Regions from separate parts of the Homo sapiens genome. Here all the other regions are linked to region 2. A link is a contact called in ENCODE Hi-C or POLR2A ChIA-PET data. All regions are on one chromosome and are shown on one strand. Each heading gives the region's core, a stretch centred on a gene start or an enhancer-like site at or near the end of the contact. The rest is flanking DNA. Distances are from core to core; before and after follow the strand shown.

Region 1 (4,197 bases), core at 1,424-3,923, 3.3 Mb after region 2:
GGGTGAACCCACCAGATGCTGAAAGGAGAACTGGAGCCATTCTTTTTTTGAAGCAACTATTAAGTCATAATTTAACTGAAGCAGAGAAGAGATTATCAGGCAAGCCTTGAAAGAAATCTTGCCACACTAAAAATAAGTAAGCACAGGAAACATAAATTTTAAATGAATATGTTAAATGATTATTAATATGAGGAAGACTTCTCTGAGCTGCATTCATAGGCAGTGGCTACAGGGTGCTGGCAATAGCTTGCGGGGATAATAGGGAAGAATGTTCCTACAATTAGTCATTAGTTAGCACTTTCTCTGTGCTAACACTGTGCTAGGCATAGGGAATGTAAGCATGAATGAGACATGGTTCTTGCCTTCAAAGGGCTTTCAGACTCTGGAAGGAAAACCATCTAAAAAGATGTTTATCATTGGATGTTCTAAGTGTTATGCTACAGGGATGTCAGGGAGCACAGCAGTGAGGTGCTAAACAAGCAAGGGAGGAGAGATGAGGGTTAGAGAGAAACAGGCTTTCTAGGGAAGGTGCCCCAAACCAAGGCTGGGAAAAGAATGGAAGTTAGCCGACTAAATAAAGGAGCAGCCTATGAAAAGACCCAGACAGCAACAATAGGACATCAGAAAGTTCAAGCAGTTCTGTGTATCTAGAGAAGACATGCCAGGAAGAATGTAGCAAGGAGAGAGACAACAGAGATAGTCAAATTATGAAGGAGCTTGTATGTCAAGCTACGTGACATAGATCTGACACTGAGGGCAGTGAGAAATCTTGGCTTTCTAGGGGGCAATTTAATGGATGAAGAGATCTATCTGTGTTAGAAGTAATCTGCCTAGAGTGGGGAAGTTAAGGCTGAGCAGAAGACAAGAACACCCAGAGAAACTGTAAAATGTCAGAAGGGGTGAAAGCTGAGGGTAGAAACCTGACGAACAGCAATATTTAGAGTGGATATGCAAGAGAAGCCAAAGAATGAGACTGAGAAGAAGAAATTCGAGAGGTAAAGAAAAAGAAATCAGGTGGCTTCATGGGAAACAGGGAGGAGGGAGCTTTAAAAAGGTAATGGACACTACATTAATTGATGCTGGAGACTAGAAAGAAAATGGATAGAGCAACAAAGAAATCGTAAAGTTGGAAACAATTTAAATTACCATCAACAGAAAAACAGACACATTACTGTATGTTTCTACATGGAACTCCCATATAACAACAGGGAAAATAAATGAATATCTCTATATGTCAACACGGATGGACCTAGTAAAGGTAACGATAAGTAAAGTAGGAAAAGAAAATATAGAATGTTATATACTGCTTACTTACATATGTAGCAGAAATATAAAGACATACATTGCAACGATGAATACCAAGTTCAGAAGAGCAGTTATCTCAGAGTCAGAGAGTAGTCGTGATTGGGAAGGTGGTTACACAAAGCTCTTCAACAGGAATGGTAATGTTTCATTTATTAAGCTGGTTTATGAATATACAAGCGTTTACTATATTAAGATTTGAGCATGTCGCACATAAAAATAATTGGTGACCATATCTCCGGAATTTTAGAGACGCCTGCATATGTGTGTTGGAAGTAAGTTGGAGTATCCGGAATGCAGTGGGTGGAACAGGAATGCAATAAACACAATGTCTAAGGCTCTACCGGAGGACTATCATTGCTCTAGCAATTGCATACCAATAGAAGGAGAGGTCAATTATCTGGATTCTTCCACTTAGCTTCCACTTAACTTCCCCGTTCCTCAGTTTCCCCTTTTGTAAAGTAGAATATAATAGTATATTCCTTGAGATGTTAGGAGAATGAAATGATTTCATACTTAAACATTGCTTAAAATAATCCCGAGGACATTATTTCAAATAAGTACTAGTTACAAGGGAGTTAGCCAACATCATCGTCAGTACAAAACAAACTGATTCACAGCAAACACAATAAAGTCCTGAATTCATGAAACACTCTTCAATTTGCCAGGAACCGTGTGAGATATGCAGAAACTACAGAAATTAAGGCTTATTTGTAGATATTAACACAGACATAAAAGATTTAATGACCGCAGTTCACGTTCAATCAGCCGTTCCCACATCCCTTGAGTGCAGTCTCTGTGCTGGCTGGACACTGCAAGCACAGACACATTCCTCAGATGTTTAGACTTTTTTTAAAAGTGCGTTGTTACATCCACATTTCACTTTTTATTTTCTTTCTTTTTTTGAGACGGAGTTTCGCTCTTGTCGCCCAGGCTGGAGTGCAATGGCAAGATCTCGGCTCACTGCAGCCTCCGCCTCCCGGGTTCTAGCGATTTTCCTTCCTCAGCTGGGATTACAGGCGAGTAGCTGGGATTACAGGCGCCCGCCACCATGCCCGGCTAATGTTTGTATTTTTAATTGAGACGGGGTTTCGCCATGTTGGCCAGGCTGGTCTCGAACTCCTGACCCCAGGTGATCCGCTCGCCCCCGCCTCACACAGTGCTGGGATTACAGGCGTGGGCCACCGCGCCCGACCACACATTTCACTTTTATTCGGATCGATCAGTAAACTCTTTCGCAAACCCTCAAACTCTCCCGACCACTATCTCAGGTAGCAGCGAACTCACCCGTCCTCAGGAGGCGGGACCTGCGTGCCGACGCACAGCGAGCACGTTGACGTCTTGGCGCACCGTTCCACGGCACCGCCCACCGGCTTGAATCCCGGCGCCTCAGAGGACTATGAGGCGGGCGCCAACTGCTTGGGCCGCAGGGCGGGAGGCAGCGCGGGAGTGGGGCGTTGAGGGGCCGGCCTAGCTTGGGGCTCTGGCCTTGCGTCTTCCGACCGAATCACCGCTCCTGAGCCCGGTGCGGGGCTGCCGCTATCGCCTGGCCGTGGGTGCCGGAGCGGCCGGGTTGCGACTCAGCGTTCTTGGGTGGGCGCGGGCGGCGTCTCCGCGGCGGGCATCCCCCGAGGCCGCCCTCGGGCCATGATCGACTCCGTGAAGCTGCGCCGCGACAGCGCGGCGGACTTCTTCTCCCACTACGAGTACCTGTGCGCGCTGCAGAACTCGGTGCCGCTGCCCGCCGTGCGCGCCTGTCTCCGGGAGGGCGTGCTGGATTTCAACGCCGACCGCCTCCGCGGGGTGGACTGGGCGCCTCTGCTGAGCACCCTCAAGATCAATAAAGACCTGCCCTTGGTCTCCATCAAGAGCTTCTTCCAGCCCTGGCTGGGGGACACAGGTTTGTAGTTCCCGCCTCCAGGGCCCCTCAGTCGGTGCGGCGAAGTGGGTTTTTAGGTGAGTGGTGTCCATTGTCGGGGTATGTGTGCAATAGAAGGGGTGTGCGGCCTGGACACTCACGAGCTAGGTGAGTGGCTTAAGGTCTCTAGGGCTTCAGTGTGCTCATCCGTAACATGGGCTTAATAACGAGACCCAGGTTATGTGCGCCTTCGCAAGGATTCCCTGCGCTGCTGATGCCTGCAGAGCTCTTAGCACAGTTTGGGACATCATTAAACATTTGACAGATGTTACCTATTTTATTGAATGACTTTGATTTGCCTGATAGAGAACTAAGCAGGTAGGAAATTAATACATGTCAGCCTTTGTCTTTTTTTTTTTTTTTTTTTTTTTTTTTTTGAGACACTGTTTCACTCTGTCGCCCAGGCTGGAATGCAGTGGCAAGATCTCGGCTCACTGCAACCTCCGCCTCCCGGGTTCAAGTGATTCTCCTGCCTCAACCTCCCGAGTAGCTGGGATTACAGGCGCGCGCCACCATGCCCGGCTAATTTTTGTATTTTTAGTAGAGATGGGGTTTCACCATGTTAGCCAGGCTGGTCTCGAACTCCTGACCTCAGGTGATCCGCCCGCTTCGGCCTTCCAAAGTGCTGGGATTACAGGCATGAGCCACCGCGCCCGGCCTGTCTTCATTTTTTAAGGTGTATATAAGAAGTTTGTAAAGTGCTTTACAAATACAAGCCATTTGTAAATGTATAGTGGTATAATTAGGGATCCAGACTCTCTGATTATTCGGAAAATATGTTAGGTCAACTATGATATATGACAAAATGCTGTTATTCCTTTGAGCACTTAGCATTTTCTACATAATGGAGGCAGCTTCCTATAGACGCTAGCTAGGTAACAGGAAGGAACAGTTTGTGCAAAAGTTTTGGAAATAGGAGAGAGTATGCAAGCTGAGTTACAGGACTGGAATTTAGGTTTGAGAAAGAGCAGAGAGAG
Region 2 (4,148 bases), core at 928-3,427:
ATAGAAAAACGTTGGGAGGATGCTATCAGACAGCTGAAGAGAATTTGGTGAATTCTGAGAAACCTGTACTTGGTTCTTCATCTCCCAAGTCCCCTGCCATTCAGGATTGTGAAAAAGTAGTATGAATTCCTAAGTCTAGACCAAAGCTGTCCAATAAATATATAATGCTCCAAAAACATAATTTAAAATTTTCTAGTAGCTGTATTTAAAAAGTAAAAGAAACTTCTGGTATTAATTTTAATATATTTTCTTCAATATAGCCAAGTTATTTCATGTGTAATCAATATAAAATTGAGCTATTTTATCTTCATTTATTAAATCCACGAAATTTCGTGTATATTTTAAACTTAGAGCACATTTCCATTTGGACTAGTCACGTTTCAAGTGTTCTTACCGGCTAGCGGCCGGGCAGCAGAGATCTAGGCAAACCGAGGCATACCTAGATCTTCTCAGGATTCTTACATGCAGAGATGAGGCAGGCTCATGTCTTGAATAAAAACCCGCCAATGATTCTCATATACGCCTTAAGGCCCAAATTAATTTTCTTTTTTCTTTCTTTTCTTTTCTTTTTTTTTGAGACAGCGTCTCACTCTGTGGCCCAGGCTGGAGTGCACTGGCCCAATCTCAGCTCACTGCAACCGCCATCTCCCAGGTTAAAGTGATTCTTGTGCCTCAGCCTCCCGAGTAGCTGTGATTACGGGCATACACCACCACACCCAGCTAGTTTTTGTGTTTTAATAGAGACAGAGTTTCACCCTATTGGCCAGGCTGGTCTCGAACTCCCGACCTCAGGTGATCCACCCGCCGTGGCCTCCCAAAGTCCTGGGATTCCAGGCGTGAGACACCACGCCCCGCCCCCAAATTAATTTTCAATGATACTTTTGCCTAGGATCAGATTTAACACTATGAGTTAAAACAAAGCTTTGACCAAGGTACGGTGGTCCATCCTTTTCTCCAGAAGCTGTACCAGCCGGTAGGACGTTCAATTAATCAATGGCTACCACACTGGTCTCCCTCTAGAAAAAGAACTCTATCCCGAATTCTAGACTAATCATCGTTAAACCCAGGAAGGCCCTCTACACCTTTATCTGTCGTTTGTCTTTGGGCTGAACCTATGCCCTGACGGTCTGCGTTCTCGCCATGCTCACAGCCCGCCACGACCCACGGTCCCGTTTCCCTTTTACGGAGCGCGGCGCTGACGCCGCAAGGCCACTTCTATCGCTCCCGACCACGGTCTGTTTCCCCCTCGCCCAGCCCAGTGCTTTCTGCCCATCGGACTCTCGGGGTGTGCTTCTGGCGGTCGGCGTCCTCTCCCGGAGCGGTGACCCCTTCTTTCAACCCCCTCAGGCGTCTTAACCTACACAAGTCATGAGTGGGAACCGGGGCGTTTTGTGTGTGTGGGGAAAAGGCAAGCCCCTTCGCCCCTCAGCCCACCCGCCCCCAGCCCCTACCTGGCGCGATGCGACCCCCCAGTCTCCCCGCGGGGGTCCTGCGCGCCCCGCCCCGTCGTCGCCACCGCCCCCCGGGAGCCGGGCGCCCGGGAGCTCCTCCCCCGGCCCCGGCAGTACGGGCGGCGGCGGCAGCGGCGGATCGCCTGTCTCCAGACCGTGGTCCTCACGCTCCTGGCCGCTCGGGGCGCTGTTGTCCCCGCTGTCACGGCGCTTGCTGGGCGAAGCCGAGGGCTCTGCCATGGTCCCTGCGTCGATTTTGCGCTTTCGGTGCTGCTCTGGGACGCCGAGGAGCTGCCCAGCATGCGCGACCCCGGGCGGCCGGATCCAGAGAGGCGGTGGCGGCGGCTGCTCAGCGAAGTCGCAAAGCAGGAGCCGCTTCCAAGGCACGTGGAACGTCACCGGCTCGGCCGCACGCCGCTTGGCCATGGGCCCAGAGGCTCGGGCGGAGCCCGCCAGGCGCGGGAGACCGAGTGCCGATAGCTGCGGGGGGCGAAGAGCGAGGACTGAGCGCGTGAGAGAGGGACAGGCCGAAGTCGGGCGAGGAGGCGACAGGACGCTGGAGGGGGTAGGGCGGGGCAGCTCGCGCAGGGCCTAGGGCTGGGGCTCCGGCTCGGAGGCAGCTCCCGCGCTCAGCCCTCGCCGCCGCCGAGATGCGGCCCGGACGTTGAGAAGCAACCGCGAAGCGGCGGAGATTCGAACCTGCGCACAACGTGCGCGCGCGCACTCTGTCTGGCCAGGCGGAGCCGCTGGTTGGTGGAGGCTCGCGGGGCGCGCTCCCGAGCGCCCTCGCGACCGGAAGTGCGCGCTCGGGGGTAGGCGGGAAGGCCGCGGCGGGATTAATTAAAGACCCGATCAAGCGGCCCGCAGAGGGGCGTGACCTTGTTTCCTCAGGAGTGTGGCGGTGGTCTTACTACTATGTTCGTTATAGCGCGGTACGTTCTAGACCCTTCTATAGGAAATTTAAAACCTTTAAAATGTGTATTTCCTTCCTCCAGTCAGTGACCACGGGGGCGTCTCCATGAGATTAAGACAAAGATTATAATAGAGTTCCAGACTATCCTGGGCAACATAGCAAGACCTCGTCTCTACAAAAAATCAAAAATAGGCCAGGCTTGTTGGCCTGCCCCTGTGGTCCCAGCTACTCGGGAGGCTGAGGAGGAAGATTCACTTGAGCCTGGGAGGTGGAGGCTGTAGTGAGCCAGAGATCGCACCACTACACTGCAGCCTGGGCAACAGAGCGAGATGCCGTCTCAAAAAAAAAAAAAAAAAAAAGGAAAAGGATAATACAAGCTTTAAATAAAACTAGTGTTTAAGAAGCTTCACAGTAGGTTGTTATTCAAAACAAAAGACTGAAGGGAGTCTGGGCTGAGGGAAGTAGCTAAAGCTAACAGAAAACACAAATCGAAGTGTATGTTTTGCATGTTTTGCGCAGCTGCTGTGGAAGGTGAAGCAGGCCCTACATTCCTGGAAGATCTCTTGATTAAAAACTTATGGAGGAAGTTACAGACAAAATGTGCAGCTCATCCAAAATAGCTGAGTAGTTGGCAAGAACCAAGCCTGAAGCGCAGCTGTCCTTTCTAACTGAAACCTAAAATTGTTGGGCTCTTAATTAATGTTGGAAGGCTGAGTTCCCTGCTTACTATGGGCGGTGGTCAGATCAAGATTCTATGGCCATTACAGCAAAATAGTGTTGTCAGGTGAAGTGAGGTGGAGACAATTGCAGTATATTTACTATTTTATTATTTTTATTTTTTATTTTGTTTGAGACAGGGTCTCTCTCGGCCACCTAGGCGGGAGTGCAGTGGTGCCATCACGGCTCACTGCAGCCGGGCCCCACTGAGCTCAAGCGATCTCCTGTCTGGGCCTCCCAAAGTGCTTGGTTTATAGGTGTGAGCCACCGCATCTGGTCGTATTTACTATTTTAATAGTTTGATAAAGACAGTAACCAAGTAAGCAGAAATGGAAGGAAGAAAATAAGACTATTACCAGTGCTTTGAAGGGAAAAACTATCATCCTCTGTAGAAAAAGTGTGCAAGAAAGATAATTCTATTTTAGTGCTAGGTACTATCTCAGTACTAATTTACCCTGTACCCCTGCATCTCAAGGTGGTTGTGAGAGGACAAGTTAATTATTAGTTATTAACAAGCACAGAAATGTACCAAGTTAGGGTAGTAAGCAATAGCTTTTCTGTTTGGTTTTTACTTTTCTTGTTTGAAATTGGTAACCGGCCGGGTGCGGTGGCTCACGTCTTTAATCCCAGCACTTTTGGGAAGATGAGGTGCACAGATCACCTGAGCCCAGGAGTTCCATACCAGCCTGGCCAACATGGTGAAACCCCATCTCTACAGAAAATACAAAAATTAGCCAGAGGTGGTGCCTTGCACCTGTAGTCCCAGGGAGGCTGAGGTGGGAGGATCGCTTGAACCCTGGAGGCAGAGGCCAAGATTGCACCACTGTACTTCCAGCCTGGGTGACAGTGTGAGACCCTGTCTCCAAAAAAAAAAAAATAAATTGAAAACCCGTCTGTCTCAAACAGAGGAAGAGTTTTGCCATTTTTAAATCAGCAGGAAAGATCTTAATCGTAGTCATCAAGTGCTGTTTGAAAGGTTTTGAGTACCCCCAAAATAATAAGTTTAGCTAATGGTTGGTTCTTTTGTGTTCCTCTTTACAAACGCTCATTTTTTCAAAATTGTGAAA
Region 3 (4,224 bases), core at 357-2,856, 4.5 Mb before region 2:
ACCCAGATTCGGTGGTCACGTCGCTGTCGGATCCCATATCCTCATCTGGACTTTCCAGACTGTCGCTGCACACGGAGGGGGTCTGGATGGGTCGGTACTTGTTCAGGTCCAACAAGCTCTTGGCGATGGTGACCAGTGTGCAGTAATCCTTCCAGGTGTCCCCCGGGTCACCGTGCTCCTTGGTCACCTCGCGCTCAGGTAGTCGCAGCCGCTCGGCGTCCGGAGCGACCCCATGCTCCGGCACCGCAGCGCGGTTCGAAATGGAAACCAGACACTGGGCAGCCACGAAGTCCATGTAGGCGGCCGCGGACATGGTGCGGGCGACGGCAGCCCAGGCGGCGCGGACAAACTTGGCGGTGGCTGCGGAGGTTCGGCTCGCCCTGCCCTGGCCTCGGACGACGAGCGCGGCGCGGCGCGGCACGGCGCGGCGGCCAAGGGGGCGGGGGCGCGGGGCGCTTCCGACTCGCAGGAGCGCCGAGGCGACCTCAGCCCCTCATCTTTACGTAACCGGCAGCGCCTCCGCACGCAGCATCCACGGCCCCGGGCTCCGCCGCGCCGCCGCCTCTAGCCGCCGCCCCTGCCCCGCGCCGGCCGCGATCCCCCGACGGGCGCGCCGGCCCCTCTGAGCCGGCTCCCTTGGAAAGATGCCACACGTGGCGGTCGCAAGTTTATTCGACTGAAAACGCCCCCGAGGCGCTGGGAGAGGAAACTGCAAGAGAGGTGCACGCCCTCGGCCGCCTCGCCGTCGAGCCAAAGCCCCAGGACATTCACCCGATCACCCCGACGCGGGTGGCGAGGGTCCCGCCGAGCGCCAGGTCTAAGAGACACTTTTTCCCGAGTCCACTGACGGCTTCTGAACCCCTGCTCCGGCCGGTCCGCACCGTTCCGGCATTCTCTTGCTCAGTAACAATTTCGCAGAATCCCATCACGTCACAAACCAAACCCCCTCCAATTGGCCAGTGGGGAGGGTGATTCAACTCTGTTTACTTTCTCCCCCTGCCAGTCAGAACGGCCTTCGGTGGAGAGGTGCGTCTAGAACTGAGGCGTGCGGCCAATCCGACTGTTCCGTTTCGCTGCCTCGTGCTACCCCTACAGCCTCGAACACTGACATTTAAAAGGGTAACAGCTGGGAGGCAGGGAAGGGGCAGCCGCACACTTTCGGAGTGCCTCGCGGTCCCGTGGCCGGTCCGGGCCTCCTGGCTCACGTTCCAGCTTGCGGAGCTTTGGGACACATCTTTCCTAGTCAGTTGCGCTCGTTCCTATGGCAAAAGAGAACTTCAGCTTCGGTTTTCCAGCTCCCAAACAGTTAAGTGACTTCCTGCAAACGCTACAGTCCCAGCAACCAGCCTTCCAATCAAAAGTAAGTTGGTTGATGTCACTGGCATTGGCTCGGCCAATCACAAGGGCGTTCCGAAAGCAAGCGCTCGACACTTGTAAACGCGAAGAGCTGTAGTGAAACTGGACACATCTTTGTATTTTGTGTTGCTGGTAGTAAATTTGAGTTATGGATGAGAGGACAGGGGTGATGAATAAATGCAGTGTGAATCTATAATTAAAAAAACCCCATTATGTCAGGATAAGTCCAAGAATAAACACAAATGAGTAAGAATTCGTTTTGTTATATATTTTTTGGATGCAGCATACTTTGGGGCAGATGTTTAAAAATTCTTCCATCCAATACATTAACTATGACCAATTCATCTTAAAAATGCAGTGCTAACAAAAGTTCTGGTTTTACAGCATAGCCTTTTTACTGCCTGAGATTCTTCCATTGAAACATCCCATCTTTGCTTGTCATATCTCTTAATTCCTCTACTTCTCTGGTGCAATTTAGTCTAAATAAATTCTTTTAGCTTTATTTGGAGGCTATTTTTAACCCACTTTCAGAAAAACGGAGACAAAAACCATTCATTTGTGTAACTTTTATAAAAAACCCACCATTCTTAGCTCTTTTTCTTTCCAGAGCCCCTGCATGGTTTTTAGGACATGTTTCTCTTCCCTCACTTCACAAATGTGGAAACTGAGTTACAGAGAAGTGACTTATTTATCTTATTAGACAGATAATGATAGAACTCAATAGAAACCACAAGTCTCCTGATTTCTAGCTCTTTGTGCTTGCAACTAAGCCCTTTTGGTTTTGTGAAATATTAACTGTGCAGAACAGATTTTTAGGGACTGGAACAAGCTGGAAATCCTTAGCCATGGAATACTGTGGCATTACTTGGTCAACAATTAGTATGGGTCTTGGAGTCTGATTAACTTGGTTTACCCCTCCGTCTGAATTAACGATGTGGTTGTTTTCCATCTTGATAGCTAGAAAAGAATCTAGGGCTAGTTCTTTTTGCAAGAGGCATACTGTCAGCACAATTCATTAAAAATAATTCACTTTCGTGAATGTGAGAGGTACCTGATTCTATGTGATGCAGATTCGGTGAGTTCCAACCCTGACCCCCCACTGGCTATTAACCTTTGTTAAGAGAAAGTTACACCAGGTTCTGGTCTCCGAGGCAAGGGTCTCAAATTGACTCTACCAATGTGAGATCTACAGTAGTTTCTTTTGACTTTGTTTTTAAAGTGGTACATCAAAAATAATAATAATAAAAAAAAAGTTAGCCAGGCGTGGTGGCTCGCACCTGTAGTCCCAGCTACTCAGGAGGCTGAGGCTGAAGGACTGCGTCAGCCTAGGTCAAGGCTGCAGTGAGCCCTGATTACACCACTGTACTACTCCAGCCTGGGCAACAGAGCAAGGCCCTGTTTTTTTTGTTTTTTTTTAAATCATAACTAAGGGTGGCTCAGGTAAGTAAGAGTATAATAGATTTTAATTAAAAAATAACAAACCTGACAAGACCAGTTCAATAAAAGTGTACAGCTTAAAAAAATAAAGAAAACAACAACAAAAATATTAAAGTGGTACAGGGAAGATATTGCAGTAGGTGACTGCAGGTGGAAGAAAGGTGTAGATAGGGGATACTGGGCAACCAAGAATATCATCACCATCAGCATCATTATCACCGACCCCTTTCATGGAGGGCTTACTCTGTGTCAGGCCCTGTACCAAGCACCCTGCATGCATCCCTGTAAGGTAGGTATACAGTGTATAAAAAACTCCAAGCCATCTTGGAGTTCTTGCATTTTTAGAACTTAATCTCTTAATTTTAGAAAAGAATTCACTGAAGCCCAGGGGAGTTTGCCTACTTCATGATTTTTCTGGGACAAATTTTGTCCCCTAGGATACACGATCACTTAGAAATTGCACCTTTGCCTGCCTCAAGGCCCAGTGCATATACCAGCGGGATCTCTCCAGGATCTCTATGATCATGGCCTGTACAACCCCTCAGACTTGCATTTTAACTGGGATTGTACTGGTGAAACAGACTGCTCGGGCCTGGACATCTATAGACAGCCCTAGGACCACCATCATCATTATTCCAGAATAGAGGAAAAGTCTGTATCTTTCCTTGAAGATTATATAATCCAGGAATTTGAATACATCAGTCACTTTAGGTTTTTTAAAAATATAAACTTTTCCCTTCCTTACTCCTTGCCAGCTTTTCTTTAATTCCCTTTAATTTCACTTTGTTTGAACTGGACATAAACACTGAATTCTCCAAACTCACTCATTTCAGAGTTACAAAAGAAAGTAATGAAAGAAAACTGAGATTTCATCTACATGAATTTCTCACACATTTACAAACATAACTGCTGCTTGACTTGATTTAGAATATCTTTTTAAACCCAGCAATTCTAGAACTGTAGAATGCTTTCTCTTTTTTCTCCTTTTCCACTCATTCATTCTCCAGATATTTATGTTCCTGGCAATGAGCTAGGCATGGGGGAATACAGAAATGAAAAGAGACTCTGTCCTCCATGAAGTTTATATGTTAAAAACGTATATATAAAATAACATATCAGCAAATAATTATTTCTATGTCAGGATTTTTTTCTTCTATTTTCAACAGTGAAGTTTCCTTGGGGGTGTTGGAATGCGTATTATAATAGTTTTATGATTAAAACCGGCTTGGGCTGTTTTGCCAGCATGTGGTTGTCCCAATTAAATGTTGGCAAAATAAATGATCCCAAATTAATATGAATCATTCCTAATTAAAATAATTTATCACTAAAGTATATATTATGCCACATAAATGTAAGAGGGCTGTTTTCCCCCAAGTTAGTCTTTGTAAATACACATTTTCAAAATCCAAACAAACCAACCGGAAGGAGCAT

What was found. A loop is a pair of places that touch in the nucleus more often than their neighbours do. ChIA-PET counts read pairs that join two places held with the same protein, here RNA polymerase II (POLR2A). Pooled maps may share reads with other maps.
Region 1: a pooled map shows a loop between it and region 2 (11-fold over the local background). The contact joins the promoter of CEP78 here to the promoter of C9orf40 in region 2. A Hi-C loop is called at or near these places in 1 of 37 single-sample maps with no recorded cell type and 7 of 50 pooled maps. POLR2A ChIA-PET finds 5 or more read pairs at or near these places in 1 of 52 experiments (naive thymus-derived CD4-positive, alpha-beta T cell).
Region 3: a loop to region 2 is called in a map of B cell, with 20 times the contacts of the local background. The contact joins the promoter of KLF9 here to the promoter of C9orf40 in region 2. A Hi-C loop is called at or near these places in 3 of 168 maps with a recorded cell type or tissue (B cell and naive thymus-derived CD4-positive, alpha-beta T cell), 2 of 37 single-sample maps with no recorded cell type and 9 of 50 pooled maps. POLR2A ChIA-PET finds 5 or more read pairs at or near these places in 1 of 52 experiments (activated CD4-positive, alpha-beta T cell).

What each region holds. Positions count from the first base shown.
Region 1 is chr9:78,233,402-78,237,598 of GRCh38, forward strand. It overlaps CEP78 (centrosomal protein 78), which reads left to right and starts at 2,674. Exons shown (of 17, transcript NM_001330691.3): 1 at 2,674-3,202. The coding sequence starts at 2,950. RefSeq lists an enhancer at 2,403-3,072 and a silencer at 2,698-3,067.
Region 2 is chr9:74,950,735-74,954,882 of GRCh38, forward strand. It overlaps C9orf40 (chromosome 9 open reading frame 40), which reads right to left and starts at 2,178. Exons shown (of 2, transcript NM_017998.3): 1 at 1,452-2,178. The coding sequence starts at 1,877. It overlaps CARNMT1-AS1 (CARNMT1 antisense RNA 1), which reads left to right and starts at 2,231. Exons shown (of 5, transcript NR_121183.1): 1 at 2,231-2,383. RefSeq lists an enhancer at 1,070-1,139 and silencers at 1,470-1,679, 1,950-2,159.
Region 3 is chr9:70,413,051-70,417,274 of GRCh38, forward strand. KLF9 (KLF transcription factor 9) reads right to left here and starts at 1,607. Exons shown (of 2, transcript NM_001206.4): 1 at 1-1,607. The coding sequence starts at 313. KLF9-DT (KLF9 divergent transcript) reads left to right here and starts at 1,140. Exons shown (of 4, transcript XR_001746710.3): 1 at 1,140-1,360. RefSeq lists enhancers at 88-941, 770-849, 1,190-1,319, a silencer at 300-479 and a promoter at 656-1,458.